2 separate regions of the Homo sapiens genome follow, and region 2 is linked to region 1. The links are chromatin loops, found by intact Hi-C in ENCODE. Cell type or tissue: gastrocnemius medialis. All regions are shown on one strand. Each heading gives the region's core, and the rest is flanking DNA. Links, peaks and the distances in the headings are about the cores only.

What was found. Peaks named below come from ENCODE experiments on the same cell type or tissue, not always from the same donor. Only the 100,000 strongest peaks of a DNase experiment are listed, where the experiment ranks them.
Region 2: it touches region 1 in a loop (7-fold over the local background); 2 of 110 quality-filtered maps call a loop at or near these places.

What each region holds. Positions count from the first base shown.
Region 1 is chr6:43,794,308-43,803,152 of GRCh38, reverse strand. It overlaps LOC105375070 (a long non-coding RNA gene), which reads right to left and starts at 5,994. Exons shown (of 3, transcript XR_007059588.1): 1 at 5,803-5,994. RefSeq lists enhancers at 3,140-3,189, 3,307-3,891, 3,950-4,089. In gastrocnemius medialis, for the core only: no CTCF peak of the experiment used is centred there; DNase peaks (open chromatin) are centred at 2,885, 4,152, 5,112, 5,800 and 2 weaker places; H3K27ac peaks cover 4,924 bases.
Region 2 is chr6:43,673,507-43,682,351 of GRCh38, reverse strand. It overlaps MRPS18A (mitochondrial ribosomal protein S18A), which reads left to right. Exons shown (of 6, transcript NM_018135.4): 2 at 1,232-1,263; 3 at 3,727-3,834; 4 at 6,735-6,858; 5 at 7,081-7,150. Among named protein-coding and RNA genes, the nearest start is that of MRPS18A, 9.9 kb to the left of the region's middle. In gastrocnemius medialis, for the core only: no CTCF peak of the experiment used is centred there; DNase peaks (open chromatin) are centred at 3,851 and 4,881; H3K4me3 peaks cover 1,181 bases; H3K27ac peaks cover 8,000 bases.

The DNA.
Region 1 (8,845 bases), core at 255-8,254:
TCCTGATTGTGTAAGAGAGGTTGCACAATCTCTAGAAGTTCAGCAAAGGCAGGGTTAGAGCATTCATTCATTCATTCATTCACTTATTCATTCGCTTAACAAATATTTATTGAACCCTAAGCACTAGTCATGGGGCCAACAGTCTCGACAATCACCCAGGCAAGGTTCCTGCTCCCCTGAAATCCTAGAGAGAGAAAGTCAATCTGTAAACAAATAAATTTTAGCTAGAGATAAATACCATGAAGAAAATTAAAAGAGTGGAATGCAAGCAACTTGGGGATGCCATTTATATTGCAAGGGAGGAGGGGAGAGGTGTTCAAGGAAAGCCTCTTGGAGGAGGTGACATATGAACAGAATCCTGAAAGGTGAGGGGGAGGTATCCATGCAAAGATGTGGAGGCAGCATGTTCCTGAAGGAGGGAACAGCAAGTACGAAGTCCCTAAGCGGACACAACACTGATATGTTCAAGGAAGGAGAGATTATTGTGTGCAGAGGGTGAGAGGGGCCTGCAAGGAGGCTGAAGAGATGGTCAGGAGGCAGACAAGGCCGGGCCTTGTGGACAGGCGATGAAGGCAGGCTTTATTTTGTGTGCAGGGAGGGTTTAAGCACAGAGGTAGCATGATCCTTCCTGTGGCATTAAAGTGGTTTCTGGCTGCTGGGAGGAAAAAGAATTGGAGAAGCTGGAGAGGAATGGAGAAGCCATGGAGCTGAAGCCAGATGGTAGAAAGAGGGGAACAAGGACAGAAGTATTTTTGAAGCAGAGCAGGCCCCGGGATTGCTGATGGCTTTGATCACCCGAAGGGATGGTCAGATTATGAATGCGTCTTTGGGCTTGAGCAGCTGTGGGGATGGAGGTGCCGTTCACAGGTATAAGAAAGTAACAGGCTTATGAGGAGAACGAACTCTTGCAATTTGTATATCAGGGAAAAAAGCTCGATATCCTTTGCTCACAAAACCTGTTCTGTCTGAATGTACTATAAAGACCATGTGTCCATATGACAACAAAAGATACAGCCATTTAAAGAACTCAAAGGTGTCTGTGACAGAGGATGGGGGAGCTAGGCTCTGAAAATAGCCAACGTGGCCAAAAGTGTATCAATCACAAGTAAAATTTCAAAACTGCTTTCCTTCTGGGCTTTCCACACCGTGCGGCTGACAGCCAGGGCTCTCCCTCCAGCCAAAGGCGGGGCCGTGTGGTCAGGGACCGAGGCTGGCAGGGGCACCTCACGCCCTGTGTTTGAGCTTCTTTCACTCGTGCTCCCTCTCATCTGATTTTCATGTTGTGCGAACCATGGTCACTAGATTTGGGCATGGTTCTTTCTGTAAGTCAAGAGATTTTTTTTTTCTTTTATAATCATCTTCTTTGAGAATGAAGGCGTTTCTTTTTATTGGGAAAAAAGTACCAGCTGGAATTATACACTGAATCACATTCCCGGCGCCACGTTCTGAGGGGAACTTGGGCATTAGATCCTGCCACGGCACTCCCGCTGGGCGCCCTCAATCAGAGGACAACACTGACCATCTGCCCTGTGCCTGTCAATGCAAACCCCAGAGGAAGACACAGAAAATTCCTTCCTCTAGGGATTTTGGTTGGGAAAATCCAGGCTTTTCCTCCAACTCTGTATCCTGTGTAGTCCTACTGGACCCCAAACCCAAGGCTTCTGACCTTGACGAGCCCCAGTCTCAGTCCTAGCCTCAGTCAGCCCTGCCTCTCTCCTGGGCCTTCCCTGACCTCTGCCACATCCCCTTCTTTCTTTCCTTCATCCTTCTTTACCTCTGACTGGAGATGTCCTGAACTTTTTTGCTCCGGTGCTGGTCTAGCCCTAGGCCACCTCCTCCAGGAAGCCCCTAGTGGTCAAGCCTGATGCCATCATCAACCTGGCAGCAGTTTCCAGTGCTCTCTCCTTCTATATACTGGTGTGTGATGGTCCTGGATTGTGTGCGTGTGTACATGTGTAACAGATCTGAAGGAGCATCTCTTCTGTTCAGATAGGAGGATCTTAGGGGCCTCATAATGACCAGCGGACACCTTTCCATTCTCTTCCTCGAGAATCCTCTCATTACGGGCCTGTTGCCAGTGACTGGCCTGTCTTCCCACTCTCCCTGGCCTCTGTTTCAGGTCCCTTCCATCCAGCCAACACATATTTACTGAGTACCTATTCTGTGCCAGACACGTGCTGAGAGCACAAGTATGAACAAGATAGGCAGTTCCCAGCTCTCATGGAACTGCTATTCTGAGTGAGGCATCCTCAGGGAGGTCGATGGGTGCGTGGGGAGCGTGTACACAGAGGGAGAGAGAGAGATCATCACCCACAGTGACAGGTGCCATTTGCTCCACAAGTTGAGTATCTATTGTGTGTCAGGTCCTATTCCAGGGACTTAGGACACATCAGTGAATAAAACAAAGACACCAACTCTTGTAAAACTTAAATTCAAGGTGAGGGGAGACAGAAAGTACACAATGCACTTAATAAATACATGCATTTTATAATGTGAAAACATTAAAGAGTGGTAAGTGTTTAGAAAAAAAGATAAAAGAGTATAGGGTAAGAGGGCTGGAGAGTGTAGGAAGAATATTGCCATTTTAAATAGGATGCCCAGGGCAGGCCTCATTGAGAAGGCGATGTTTGAGCAAAGACTTGAAGAAGGCAAGGGAGTGAGTCCTGCAGATATCTGGAGAAAGAACATTCCAGGCAGAGGGGGAAAGCTGTGCAAAGGCCCTGGGTCAGGAGTATGCCAGATGTGTTTGAAGAACACACTTGCTGTTCTTGGAAAGGAATCATGTAGGACCTTGAAGGCCATCGTAAGGACTTTGGTCTTTAGTCTGAGGAAGACCAGGAGCCACTGCGGGGATTTGAGCCAAAAAGTGACATGAGCTGACTCAGCCCTTCCTCATTAAATGCAGCAATTGATAGAAAGTGACTGAGGTGGGGAGGAGGCTGCTACTTTAGGTAATGAGGTCAGGGCAGTCTTTCTGAGGAGGAGCACCTAAGCTGGGAGCTTAGAGGCAGAGAATGACCCCACCCACTCTTCTTTCCCCTCCTCTTCCTCAAACTGTCAACCAGGGAAAAGCCTTCTGATGTCTACCACACCTCACGCATCTCCTTTCCCTCATCCTTTCATCCTCTCTCCCTTCCTCTCTCACCATCTCCATTTTCTCCCTCCCCTCTTCTTTAGTCTTCTGCCGCACCCCTCAGAGATGAGGCCTCTGCCTTCCTGGGGTTCTTAGAAAACAGTTGTGAAAAGCAGAAGGAAATGCTGCAGTAGGCCCTTGGCAGGAAGGAGGGCAGCAGATTACAGTGTCTGGTCCCAGAGGCTCACCCTGTAATCATCACTGTGTTTCAGGTGACCGGGGACCCTGAGGCATGCCCCTACCAGGCCAGGACTTTCTATCCTCAGCCAACCCTCCCCAGTCCCCCACCTCAAACATAGGCAAGAGAGAGGAGGCAGCTTCAAGGCCTCGCCGTCAGCCCAGCCTTCAAGGCCTGATGAGGAGCCAGCTAGAGGGGACCCCTGAGCCTTCAAGCACAACCCCCACGGGGTACAGAGGATGGAACTGAGGCCCCAAGAGGAAACAATGTAACTCCAGGTCTCAGGGTGAGATTTGAACCCAAGGCACTGTCTGCACCCCAGACTACCTCATCTTCTGGCCTAGGCCTTGGGGTCAAGTGGCAGGTCAAGGATTTGGCTCCCTTGCCTCAGACAAAGAAGAGGGGCTGTCTGTGGTCAGACACTGCATTACCAAGGCAGGGCAGGGGTGCTTTGCTGCTAGATGCTGGCATCCAAAGGGCCAGGGAGAACTCATCCCCAGTGGAGAGTGACCCTAACCGCACATCTTCAGGAGAATGGGGATGGCTCAGGACAGCCCTGCCCCACTGAAGTAACAGCTCAACCAGCCAGTGGAGCAAAGCTCCAAGGGACAGGTAAGCCCACAGGCCGTCTTTTCAGCCCCATCCCAGGGGCCCAGGCTCTGAGTCTGTGAATAGAATCCCTCCTATCCTCTAGGAAGAGAGATTTCAGTGTCAGCCTCCTGGGTCACCTGTCTATCCGGTCCAGAAATAGACCTGGCCCTCCTTGGCTGTCACGTGCCATGCGTGGCTGTGGCCTCCAGCACCTGAGTCATCTGTGACTCATCGCCCTCTGCCCTTGGTCTCAAGAGGGCTGGGCCAGGACTCATAAGACCAGTCTGATGTCCCTGCTACAGGCCTGTCCCTCCCTGCTCCACCCCACACTGTGACATAGGAAAATAGCCAGACGCCTTGCAGCAGACACCCATATGAACTCCCATCTGCTCACAGGGGACCCAGACGCCTAACCCCACTCACCCCTGCACACACACACACACGCACACACACACACACTCCTTCACAGCGCCTCTCTGCTCACATGTGTGCTGGGTGGCCCCACATCTCCCAGAGTCTCTCCATAAGCCCAAAGCACTGCTCTGAGATTTAGGCCCTGCTATTAACTCCCTGGGTGACCTCACACAAGATTCCTCCCCTTCTCTTTTGGGGCCTCAGTTCCCTCCTCTGATCTGGGACTCACACGTCTCCAAGATCCTTTCTAGACCTTAATTTAAGGTGGGGCATGGTGATTACAGACTACGGTGAATGATTGAAGGGAAAGAACTAGGAGGGTGATGGTGGGCACAGTGGAGGGGAAGGAGGACACCTGCCCGGGACCCTTCAGATCACACCACACCTCTGGCTACAGTAAAGAATGACAAAGAATGGCAATGCCCTGAAAGACTCTTCCTCAAACAGCCAACTCTGGGCCTCCAGTGCCCCACAAAACCCACTACCTCAGAAGAAGGACCAAGGGGTTGAACTCCTAAAGGGACCTCCCTAAAGACACTGCTGTGTCTCCCCTCAGACTGGGCTCCCTAAAGACACTGCTGTGTCTCCCCTCAAACTGGGGCTCCCTGAGTCAGGGCTGTGCCTCCCCTCAGACTGGGGCTCCCTGAGGATGGGGCTGCATCTCCCTCAGAATGGGGCTTCCTGAGGACAGGGCTGCGTCTCCCTCAGACTGGGGCTTCCTGAGGACGGGGCTGCATCTCCCTCAGACTGCGGTTCCCTGAGGACGGGACTGCGTCTCCCCTCAGACTGGGGCTCCCTGAGGATGGGGCTGCACCTCGCTCAGACTGGGGCTCCCGTAGGACGGGGCTGCGTCTCCCCTCAGACTGGGGCTCCCTGAGGATGGGGCTAAACCTCGCTCAGACTGGGGCTCCCGTAGGACGGGGCTGTGTCTCCCTCAGAGTGGGGCTCCCTGAGGATGGGGCTGTTCTCTTCCTGACTCTCCCACAGGTCAAGAGCTTTCAGTCCCACCTTTTTTCCCAAATCTTCCTCTCTTGACTGAGTATGACCCAACTCTAGGCCAGTTCTTCTCAGCCTGGTTTCTTCTCTGTGAATTGGACCCAGGATGACAGCACCCACAGAGAGGGGCCCATGTACTGATGAAACCATCTAAATAGCCATCACCACCAGGTGTCTCCCATATTCCACCTGTTTTATCCTCAAATTCTCCTGGTTAATGTGGTTCACACCTAGATATGGTTCCTTAGAGGAAAGACAGGGCAGTGTGATCCAGAAATCAGAGATTTGGCAGGAGCCACAAAGCTGAGGGTCATCAGCCACTCACACTCTATTTGTCGTTTTTCACCCACCTGGACCCCAGAACACCTCCCCCGCCCCAGGAAGGGGTTAAGGAGTATCCCTCCCAGGGTACGGGGCATTGGGAAAGCTAGGAGGGAGCCATGTTCCTCCACTTGGCCCAAGCTTCAGTTTCCCAATCCAGTATTATTACCGTGAGGCAGAACCAGGCCGGAGGCAGCTGGGCAGACTGGACACCACCAGGCTGTGGATCCCAGAATCTTCTTCTCTTATTGGAGTGGCCCAGGGAACCAGACTAGCTCCTGAGAGCTCTCAGCTGGGAGGGCCCTGGGCTCTGGGTAGAGAGGGGCATGAGCTCAGCAGAGGCAGGGCAGGAAGACTACTCAAGAGAGCAAGGAAGAACCCCAGACAGGAGGTTGTAAGTGGGCCTGTCATCTCCGTGACGTGGAGAAGTAGCAGAGACCACGTCCGGGTCTCCAGTTGCCACCGTCACCCTTCTGTCACAGCTTCCAGTACTGACTTCCTTACTTTTTTGTTTTACCACAACCCCCCTGAAAAATATATCCTACCTCATGACCCAGAACGCATGTACACACACACACACACACACACTCCACACAAGTTTCAAGAAACAATACTTACCCTTACTCTATGCAAGACTAAATATTTTCTGCCCTATTCTCTTCCTATTTAAGAAAAAGAATCATGCTGGTTGCATGCTGTTAAATCGACTTCATGACCCACATAGATCACAATGTGCATTTTGGAAACCCTACCCCAAGGTCAGCAAGCTAGATATAGTGCCATTGTACAGGTAGGGACACTGAGGCCCAGAGAACAACCAAGAGCTGCCTGAGGTCACAGGGCTGGTTGGTGACAGAGCCCCAGCCAGAGCTCTGGGGTCTTGGCTCCCAGAGAATTGTTTCCACTGGAAGTTTCCAGAGCCTGAGGGACTCGGAGATAGCTGCCTGCAGAATGAGGACTGGGGAAGAGAATTCCCACCGGCAGGTCATCAGGGAGGAGGAGACGGATGTTTACTGAGGCTCTCTCAGAGCTTCTGCAGGTAGCAGCAGTGAAGGCTATGCTAAGCCTGTGGAAAAGGTCAGCCTTGAGGGTCAGCGCCAGGTCCTCCAGAGCACGATGAAAAGGAGAAAGGGGAGTGGCCTGGCTACAAGGTCACATGGACTCAATCCAAAGGAGGCTCCCAGTCTGATGGGGGAGACACTGCCTGTGCCCTCAGAGAGCTCCTAATTTGTTTCAGATCTCTGCTGCAGGCAGAAAGTGAGGACAAATCCAGAACGAGGGCCCACACACAATGTCTACACTGGATACCTCAGCAGCAAAGCAGTGAGAAGGCTGGGGAGGAGGAAGGGGAGCAGCAAAGCAACTGAGAACTCGCAAGAGGGAGGTCCAGCCACTCCATCCAGGCAGGGTTGCCAGACAAAGTACGGGATGCCCAGTTAAATTTGAATTTCACACAAACAATGAAAATTTAATGGGGCACCTCGTGTTTTTATTTGCTGCATCTGACAACTTACTTCTAGGATCTTCCCTCCTCAGACCCAGAAGGCCAGCTGACCAGAGAGGCCTGAGGCCCATGCAGGACTAACAGACAGCAGGAGAAACTGAGGAAGAGCTTCATGTCCAGGTACCTGGTATTGACCCAGGGTGAGGGTGAGACAGAGATGAGGGGCTCTGGGACCCCCCATCCCCTAGAAGGTAGTCCTCAGATCATGGATACCTCCTTCCCACCTTCAGAGAGGGAGAGAGGATGGTCTGGGATGCAAGAGATAGCCTTTGGAGTGGACATGTAATGGTGGGCGAGGGAAGAAATGGCTTCCTTTGCCCCCTCCCAGCAGCCACCCATTCAAGATAAGCAAGACTCCAGGGACACTTCCTGTGAAGCAAACGCCAACGGCCGGCACACCACTGGCATCTGGGGGCCGGGGTGGGAGAGAGGCAGTTTCTCCGAAGTCATGGGGCCTGGAGGAGGGTTTTACCAGCATCGAGCTGAGCCCTTCCCCTCACCCCCATGTCTCTTCTGCCCCCTTTCCCCACTGCGTGCCCTCCACCCACCACCAGCACCACCATTTGGGTTTTTACTATGGCTGCCAGAGACTTAGGCAGTGTCAAGGGTGTGGCTGGGGTCACCACAGTCACAAGGAAAGGGGATGAGCCCCGCTGGCCTCAACAAGAAGGCATTCCCTGGGCTCCCATAATCTTTGCCAGCAAAATGTACCCTTCCCCAGTCCCCAGAATGGGGGGTAAGCACTAGGACTTGGGGAGTGGGGCACAGAGCAATGCTGGGGATGCAGCCAGGAGCCGAGCCTGGGGCCACATCCTGGGAAGGGATTAATTGTAGGCCTGAGACTCTGTGCCCAGGGCTTAGGGCCCTGTGCCCTGCCTGCACCTCATTACGAGAAGGAAAGGAAAAGTTGTTTCCATTTTTCCTTGTGGGTTTCTGCACTGGCTGTTGCCACACCAAGAGAATGAACCATCCCCAAAAAGGCTCGGCATTTTAGATGGTTCATCTAAAGGGATCCGTAGATCCCTTTCTCCCCAAGGGAGAAGGCCCAAGGTCATACCCTCACCATCAGGGAGCACACGGGCTAATCAGAGAGAATTTGTCCCTGCTCTTGGGGACCCTGACAGGGTGAGGTGACTAATGTTCATTTATTCATTCATTCTACAAGTACCATATTTATTGAGCCCCTTAAGAGGGGACTGGGGGTGGGTTTTACCAGCATCCAGCTGAACTCTTCCCCTCACTCCAGGTCTCTTCTTCCCTCCTTCCCTTTTAAGTGGCAATCACTGTGTGTTCATTGTCTAATATAATCCACATCAACACCTGGGAGGTAGGTGTTGCCATGTCCATTTTACAGAGCAAGACAATGAGCCCCAGAGAGATCCAGCAACTTGCCCAAGGTCACAGAGCTAGAAAACTCTACTGATGTCAAAAGTAGAGCTCAGCTCTGTCCGATTTCAAATCCTCTCTTCCTACATCCTTGTGCCAAATCACGACGACAATAGCTAACCTTTATCGGGCCCTTATTGCATGCCAGTCATCCTCCTATAACCATCTGCATTTCCCTGAGCACCAGCACTCTCAGCTCTAGTATGGGGACACTACTGCCAATGTCTGGTGTGGGGAGGATGACATGATCATATGTACACGAAACACTGTGAAATAGATATCATGGTGCCTGTTTCAGAGATGGCAAGTGAGATGCAGAAAG
Region 2 (8,845 bases), core at 547-8,546, 120 kb after region 1:
CCTTTTTAGTTAGATGGTCCCTTCTCTTTTTATTGGTGTTTGTTTGTTTATTTGAGATGGGGTCTCGCTCTGTCCCTCAGGCTGGAATGCAGTGGCATGATCATGGCTCGCTGCAGCCTCAACCTCCTGGGCTCAAGCAGTCCTCCCACATCACCTTCCCAAGTAGCTGGGATTACAAGTGCATGCCACCATGCCTGGCTAATTTTAGTGATTTTTGTAGGATTTTGCCACATTGCGCAGGCTGGTCTCCTTAACTCCTGAGCTCAAGTATTTCTTCCCGCCTCAGCCTCCCAAAGTGCTGGGATTACAGGCGTGAGCCACTGTACCCAGTCTGGCTTCTATCTTTCTAAAGAAACTGTGTCAACACGGGAGTATCTCCAAGAACTATTTGATTATATTAGCTGAATGTGGGCTATTGGCTCATTCTGCATCTTGGTTAGGTAAGATAGGAAATGTATTCAGCCTGACAGACGTGTGCAACTGATTGTCTTGCCTTCAGATTCTCTTCTGACTGCCTCACCTAAATAGGCAAAGCACTGAGGGTGTCCCTCTCTGTTTGGAATGGCAGTACTTGAAATTCTTCTTGGACCCAGTATCTTCATGCTCCTTATTCCTACCGCATCCATCAACACTCTCCAGTATAGATAATAAAATGCAACCCTGCAGGGAGAAGAGGATTTCACTCAAGACTCCCAGGATGTGTTCTAGGAGTGAACTTGTCTTTTTGCTCATTCACTGGGGTGCCACTGGAATAGTGTTAGTTCAGTGCTATATCTTACATTGTAAACTCTTCAGAGCAGAAACCATTCTTATCTGATTCTCTTTGTGCAGGAACACACACCGCCTGCGTACTTTTGAAGGTCTTTTAGATACCACTACCCCACCCTCTTTTATTGCTAGCCACCGTAGGACAGGATCTGACCAATTCCTTTGGATAGAACCAAGATAAATCTTTGCATAGAAAGGCAAAAACAGTGCGGAACTCCTTAATCCCATACCAGAGAGGTGATGCTACCTGGGTATCCTGGGCTTGCCCCCACCCCGCCTCAAGGGCATAGAGCCTTGGCACTAGTGGGGTGAACCCTGCATGCTTTCTGTTCTAGGTGGAGACCATGAGAGAGTACAGATGGAAGGCTGCTTTTTTCCAGATGTGTAGAATTTGAGCTGTTATTTGAAACTCTCTGTTCCTTATTAAATGGCTGACCTAATGTTTCCCCCTTTATCTCCGTAGTGGTGGAGACCCAAGAAGGGAAGACAACTATAGTAAGTATCGTTGAGTTGGCCATGTATAACCTCTTTAACGCTTGGAGCTGCCTGGCCGCTCCTCTGAGGGAGGGAGGGGCCCAAACTGGACGCCCAGCTCCAGGATCAGCTCCCTCAATGACCATAAATCCCACAGCCTACTATTTTTCAAGCTGTGTGCTATAGTGTGGTTAATCAGGAACAGTTGCTGTGCCTGGGCTGAGGTATCTGCTATTTGATGAAAGTGGCCTTTTGTGTAGCAAGGTCTCAGAGGCCTTTGCTGATAAGCTCTTTGGCGGGTGTTGAATCATTTTCCCAAAGGGGAAACTAAGGCATTGTTGCACGCCTAGAGAGCCAGAGTAAGTTGACCCAGAGCCAAGAGCCTGGACCTCAGTTCCTTTCTTTTCTGCCTAGAATGGCTAAACTGCTCCTTAAATGATGCATTTAAAAAGTGACATTCTCCCGGCCCTGGCCTCACTAGCTGGCGCCCTGGTTTGTCTGTTGGTAAGAAAGTTGGAACAATACTTCATCTACCCACTCCCCCGTTTCCCTCCCTGGGCCCATCCCACCTCCCTTCCTTGGGGAGTCATGGGGCCTAGATTATCCTATAATCCTTAAAAGACAACAACGCTGTTTTCACATGGCCTTCTATGCCTCCAAGAAATCCTCAGTCACTGCACAGAGCTCCCAGAGGCCTCTGTAACTTCCATGTCAACCAGATATTTAACCCTTTAGGTAGCCAGCCAAGCTCAATCCTCCCCAAGGCAGTCTTATTCCCAGGACAAGTCCATTGGGTCTCCCCCTAGAATGCTCCCTCTGCCTTTCCACTACTTAGCCTCAAAACAGTTCTTTTTAGGGGACCCCCCCCAATCCCCTTAGGGTACCTTTTAGGCTCCTTGATTCAAAGCCAAAACAAGCATTCACTCTATCAACTCCATGCTGGAGGAGAGAAATACATCTGACTTTTGAGTATAAAGAGTGTTTTTCATGTGGGGCATGAGTCTGCTGTTTGTAGAATAGATGTGGAGGCATTGTGGCCTATGAGAGCCCTCAGGGGAGGGAAGAGCCCATCCATGCCTTTAGCGGCATGGCCATGGCTGACTGGATATTATTCTCTCCCCTATGAAATAAGATCAGACACCTACCTCACTAGATTCTGGAGGTTAAGTGAACTAATATATGTGAACCATTCTTAGCACTGAGCCACACATATAATGGGGAGTCAATAAATGTTAGCTCTCCCCACCCCCAACCCCCAACCCACTGCAACCTGCCTCCCAAGGCCTACCGTGTACTTGCGAATTTTCTCTAACATCTCAGTTTCTGGTATAGTTGTGATTGCCATGGCAGAAGGAGGGTAGCAGTGCCCTGCACAGCCAAGTAGTACTTCCAGCCCCTTTCCCCTGTGCCACTTCTCCCCCAGGAGACAGTGTTGCTTCCCTCCCAAAGCCTCTCAGACCCGTCCCAGCCTCACTCTCATAACCCACAGCCTCAGTCAGCCAGGCTTTCTAAACTCCCCTCTTGCAATTGGAGCTAATTCCCAGGTCGTTGGTTTATTGCGCTTAGTAATTCCAAGGCTGTATCACAGGATACGGCAGCGATAGGGAGGTCATTTCGCACTTGGCCTCAGCAGGGTTTAAAAGGTGGCATCCAAAATGATAAAAGCAAGGAGCATGACAGAGAAATGTATCCTCCCATCTGTATCGTGTTAGTTTTTTCTTTCTTTTGTAAAGAGAGAACGAGTGCACGCATATCTGCTTATATGGCACAGCCCGGGTTTTTTCAGCCTTGCTATTCCTGGCATTTGGGGCTGAGTAATTCTTTGTTGTGAGGGCTGTCCTGTGCAGTGGAGGATGGTTAGAACATCCCTGCTAGATGCAGTAGCACTCCCTCCCCCAGTCGTGACAATTAAAAATGTCTCCAGACATTGCCAGATGTCCCCTGGGGAGCAAAATCACCTCTGGTTGAGACCCATTGGCATAGCCTTAGCTCTGTAAGATAAAGCTGGGAACTGCAGTTTCCCGCTAGGAGGACATGTGGGATGGGAGGGAGGCTTTCTTTGGACTCTATATCCCTGTGCCACTTAAAACTTTTTACCATGTGCATGTATTACTTTCCCCCAAAAGCCAAGGAGGGGAAAAAGTATAGTGTTCTGGTGCCTTTGTTTTTTTCGAGGACGGAAAGGTAGCATTCAATTGATAGAGCAAACCCCTCTCTCCCTCTTGACACTGGTATTAAGTTCAGATGGTTTCCATTACCCCTGTAGGCCACCAAACCACATCCCTGTAGCTATCTCAAGGCCTAGCATACGGCAACTACAGAATAAACACCACAGTTCAGGCAGAGAAACCTCTTAGCTACTCCCACAAGAACCCCCAAGGTAAACTTTCACCAGCATTACCATCATTTTGGGGTTTGTGCAAAGATAATGTGGCTCCACGCAGGTCCTGTCTCTCACACTGGCTCACTTTCTCTGTCTCCTAGATTGAAGGCCGTATCACAGCGACTCCCAAGGAGAGTCCAAATCCTCCTAACCCCTCTGGCCAGTGCCCCATCTGCCGTTGGAACCTGAAGCACAAGTATAACTATGACGTGAGTCTGGGTACAGAGACACTCGGTTCTGTGTGTCATGAAGTTCTCAGATTCCCTGGTTAACTGGAGCAGCATGTCCCCGCTGTAGCTACTGCTGCATTTCATGGAACCACCAGAGATGGGAGCATTTTGTCCAGTTGTTCTCAACCCTGGCTGCACATTAGAATCACCTGGGGAGCTTTTAAAAAATAATGATGCATGGGCTCCACCAGGTCCTCCCAAGCCACTTCATAGATGTGGTCTCATTCACCGCAGCTCTCCCTCTGAAGAAGACCCATCACCATCTTCGGTAGCCTAGGAGACTGAGGTCACAGTGTGGAATCAGCCTCGGGGGGTGGGGCCTGAGCATTTTTTCAATGCTCTCCCGTGGTTCTAATGTGCAACCAGGGTTGAGAGCCACTGATTGAGTTTGTGGTCTGGTCGTGCCTCAGACCACTAGGGCCCTTAACTCAGCTCGCCGGGGTTGTACTCTTGTGGGATGGAATCATGATCTGGGTTTGGCTTTCCTCTTTTATGATGAGGGTGTATTTGAACAGGCTCTTGGTTCTCACTGTGATCTGGGAACACATTACCTTGTCGTTCTGTATTGGAGCTATAAAGATACCTGATTGCTCAAGCTCTTCTAGTGCAGTCGTTTCCAGGGAAAAAAGACAGTAGTGAATAATAACAACAGCTAACATTGAGTGCATACTCTGTCGGGCACTGAGTACTTACCTGTTTTAATTCACTTAGTTTTCACAGTAACCCTATGAAGTAGGTACTAGTTTCATCCTCATTTTATAGATGAGGAAATTTGAGACATGGAGACGTTTGTGAACTTGCCTCAGATCCCCCAGCCAGTATCAGAGCTGGGATACAAACTCCAGGGACGAAAGCCCAGGCAGATCCCATGCTCCTAATGACTACACTACCTCCTCCCCAGAGATGGGGAGGGCGTGGGACTAAGGACACAGCCCTGGAGAAATCCTTACTTGTTCTTCAGAGCTCTCACAGGTGACATGAAACACCCTATTTTTGGGTTTCAGGTGATTCAGGCTCTGGGCCAGTTTGACCTGCAGGTTGTCCCTGTGCCCCTTTGTGGAATAGGATGACTAAAGGCAGAGATCCTGGTCAGGTGATAAGAGCAGGAGAAGCCACATGCCCATGGGATCTGAACAGAGTGACCCAACTAATCTCGTGGGCTGGAAGCCTTGGCTTGAGGCCACCCTGAGGGTTGGGGGGGTTCTTTCTGTCCTGGGGCCCTTCTCCTGATGGCCGCCTGGAGTAACAGGAAGCAAGCACACAGGCAAGGGGCAGTGTTCCCAGCCGCTCACCATGCGGAAGTTAGTGGGGTTGTGGGCATCCTTGGAACCTCAGCTGCTGATAGAAAAGCAAACCCCACACCCGCCCAACCACTGTAGGGCACTCTTCCTACCAGCCTTTTCCAGGAAACATACTTGGCTCTCTCCAGCAGAAGAAATCTAATCCCGGCTGAGGTAAAGGCTAAAGTTGTTTTTCCTCTTACCCCTTTCCACTCAGAGCACCATTATCCTGAGCTGCACAAAGCTGTTAGCTTGCTTGGCAGCCTAGGGTGGAGGGCTGGGGCCTCCAGCCCAGTTGATTAGCCCTGGATTAATCCAATCCAAGTTCTTTTCATCAGATTCTGAAAAGTACAGGGGTGGGAATTGAAGGCCTGGGTCCCTCAGGAACTGTCCAGTGATTAAAACAAATCTGCAGTTATGCAGCAAGGCGCCTGCCAGGGCAGCAAGTTGGTTTGTGGAACTTGACTGCTAAGATTGGCATGCCAGGCCCTTGCAGGGAGGGGAATGGTGAGTTTTCTTTAACCCCTTAAGCCATTCTATGACAGCGGGGTCTTGCTGTGTTGCTCAGGCTGGTCTCGAACTCCTGGGCTCAAGCAGTCTGGGAATGGTAACATTTTAGACCTGGCAGGGAGGTGGTCCCTTGTCTTGATTCTGGCTCTGCTTATCTATTCCTTTGACCTGTCCCAGGCAGCCTGGTGGGCATGTGATGGTCCGAAGGAGGCCCAAGAATCCACTCAGATCTGGTCACAGGGGGCCTAGATCATGTGAGATTAAACTTCACAACCCTGGTTCCTTCCTCCTTGGCTTTTATGCCTTCCTCGCACTTCAGAGGGAATGGCAGGAGGTGGAGGGGCTGTTTGCATATACTCTGGCTTGTGGTATATAGACTTTGAGGTCTAAAATGTTACAGGTTTTTCCTCTTGTGTGGAAACATATGGCATGTCTCCTAACCCTATCTGAGCAGACATTTTGTCCAAGAAAGATGCTTCAGGTACATAAAAGATTGGTGACCCTTCTTGAAGAGTTTCTGTTCTCTAACCTAGTCTATCAGAAGATGATCTCAGGAGGCTGGGTGTAGGGGCGCACACCTGCAATCCCAGAACTCTGGGAGGCCGAGGCAGGCAGATTGCTTGAGCCCAGGAGTTCAAGACCAACCTGGGCAACATAGCGAGACCCCATCTCTACAAAAATTAGCCAGGCATGGTGGCACGCACCTATAGTCCCAGCTACTCAGGAGGCTGAGGTGGGAGGATCACTTGAGCAAGAGATTGGGAGGCAGAGATTGCAGTGACCCGAGATTGCGCCACTGCACTCCAGCCTGGGCAACAGAGTGAGCCCTTGCCTCAAAAAAAAAAAAATCTCATAGAGAAGCTGGGAGCTCTTGGGGTTGATAATGGGGTACAGAAAATCTTACTAAGTTGGGATTAACCTTTGTTGGGTGAAGGTAGCAGACCCATGTGCAAAGCTCTGTGTGGAGGAAGTGATCTCAGCTAGGTTCCCAGGAGATATCAGCCTCCCCTGTAGACCATGAAGCCCTAGCTTCCCGGCATCAAAAGCAAGCCCAGCTGACCCTCATCCCCTATTTTCGGTTTCCACTAGGATGTTCTGCTGCTTAGCCAGTTCATCCGGCCTCATGGAGGCATGCTGCCCCGAAAGATCACAGGCCTATGCCAGGAAGAACACCGCAAGATCGAGGAGTGTGTGAAGATGGCCCACCGAGCAGGTAGAAGGCCCTGGGGACCAAGAGGGGCAGAGGGCTGCAGGCACTCTCTCCCCACCCAGCTGCCCCATGTTTCAGCCCCTCCTGGAAGAAAAGTGGATATCCGGAGTGTTAATTATACTCACCACCCAATGCCAACCTTCCCGCTCCCTTGGGCTTTCCCTCTGGCCCCCTCAGAGCTGCAGAGGGAGCTGCAAAGACTATCCCCTCTTCCCCGCCACTCAGGTCTATTACCAAATCACAGGCCTCGGCTTCCTGAAGGAGTTGTTCCGAAGAGCAAACCCCAACTCAACCGGTAAGCAAGCCTGGGTGTGAACAACCTGAGCGTTCTGCGCTCAGGAAAACTAGGGTGCACCTTGGCTGTCTGTTCCATTCCCTGCCAGCTTAAGCATCCACCCCCATCAGTCCACCCCTGCTGCAGTCTTCGCTTCTTCTGTTGCCTTCTTTGCCAACCTCAGCCTCTTTCCTCCCCTGTAGGGCCCTTAGCAAAGGCGCAAGGAGGGTAGAGGCCTGCTGATTGGGCATTAGAATGTGCTAATCCCCCATCTATGACATCACACTGGGTGGCTATGGGGATGTCAGTACTACAAATTTTCAGTATCCTAGCTCTCTCCAGCGCTGGGGTTATTAGAGGACAGAAGGCCTTAGAAATGGGAGGGCCTCCTGGGTTAGTGCCACTGAATACAGCTGTGCAGGTCGCACACTGGACAACTTCAGGGCAACATCCATGTAGACTAGGTCACAAATAGTGCTCCCCAGAGTTGTAGTTAACAACCTACACAGCGCCATGTGGCAGCCTAGGAGGCCCAGAGTTCATACAGAGAAGGAGAGGATGGCCTGCAGACCTTGGAATCACTTTGTCTGCCTTCTAGTCTAAGCAGGACCCTGTAGAGTGGAAGCAGATTCTTGTCTAACATTCAAGCAGCTGTCCCATTGCAAGTTCCCTTCTTCCCTCCTCTCTGGCATCAGCACACTCACATAGTCTTAGATCTCTAGTATCCCCTTGTTGAGAGTAGAGCCAGGTCTGTAGAATTGATTTGAGGGGGTTCTTCTCCCTACCAATGGCCCTTTCCTCCTGTCCAGCTGGTGGTTCCCAGACTGGAATGAGGAACATATTAGGTTGGTGCGGAAGTAATTGCAGTTTTTGTCCTTTTTTAATAGAATTGCTCTCTGTAAGGTATCAAAGATGACTGACGCAAAGCAAACACCTCAGCCCCCAGCAGACCTCCTAGGCTGATCCCCACCAGAACTCAGGCATGGAGGGTAGGGGGTGTGGGATGTGGGAATGCAGGGCTTCTTCCTGGTACCCTGCCTCTCTGTCCCTGGGGGCTAAGTCAGAGCTGGACCTTTACCAACACCATGCCAGCACCCTGGCTGTGTGCCCATCTCTACCTGTGCCCCCCACATTGCTAGCTCAGCCATCTGCCAGCAGCTCTTGGGGAGCAGGACATGCTAACCTCTTCCTATGTCCCCTAACTATGCTATGGACCATTTGGGGGTTGAGCCCACCCCCTCTGGCTTTTTAAGAGACAGCAGCAGGCCTGAGGACACAATCCATCCTGCCTCAGGCCTTTGAAGCTAGGCCAGGCGCCCTCCCATACATCCGGCATCCTTTAACGTGACACAGGATTGATGATGTGTGGGGGCTAGTCGGTTGCAAAAGGCCACGCTGAGCGGGAGGGGGAGTTCAGGCTACGAAGGAAATGGATTCCCTTGCAGGGGAGTCTCGTTTAATGCTGCCATGCATGGGCCCAGGCTCCGCTGGGGCCTGGCGGAGCCATGCTTTGTCTGCTGCTGTGTCGCTCCTCCTGCTGCCCCTTCAGGAGAGGTAGGAAGGGGCTGGTTTAGGAAAGAGACTTGGTTCTTGCTAGAGCTGGGGTGTTCCCAAAGAGCTGGCTGGAGGCCACCCGGCCCACCCCCTGCCAGCTGGCCGCTCCGTGTGGCGCAGGCATCAGGCCCAAGGCCAGCTAAAGCCCAGCTTCCCTCTCCA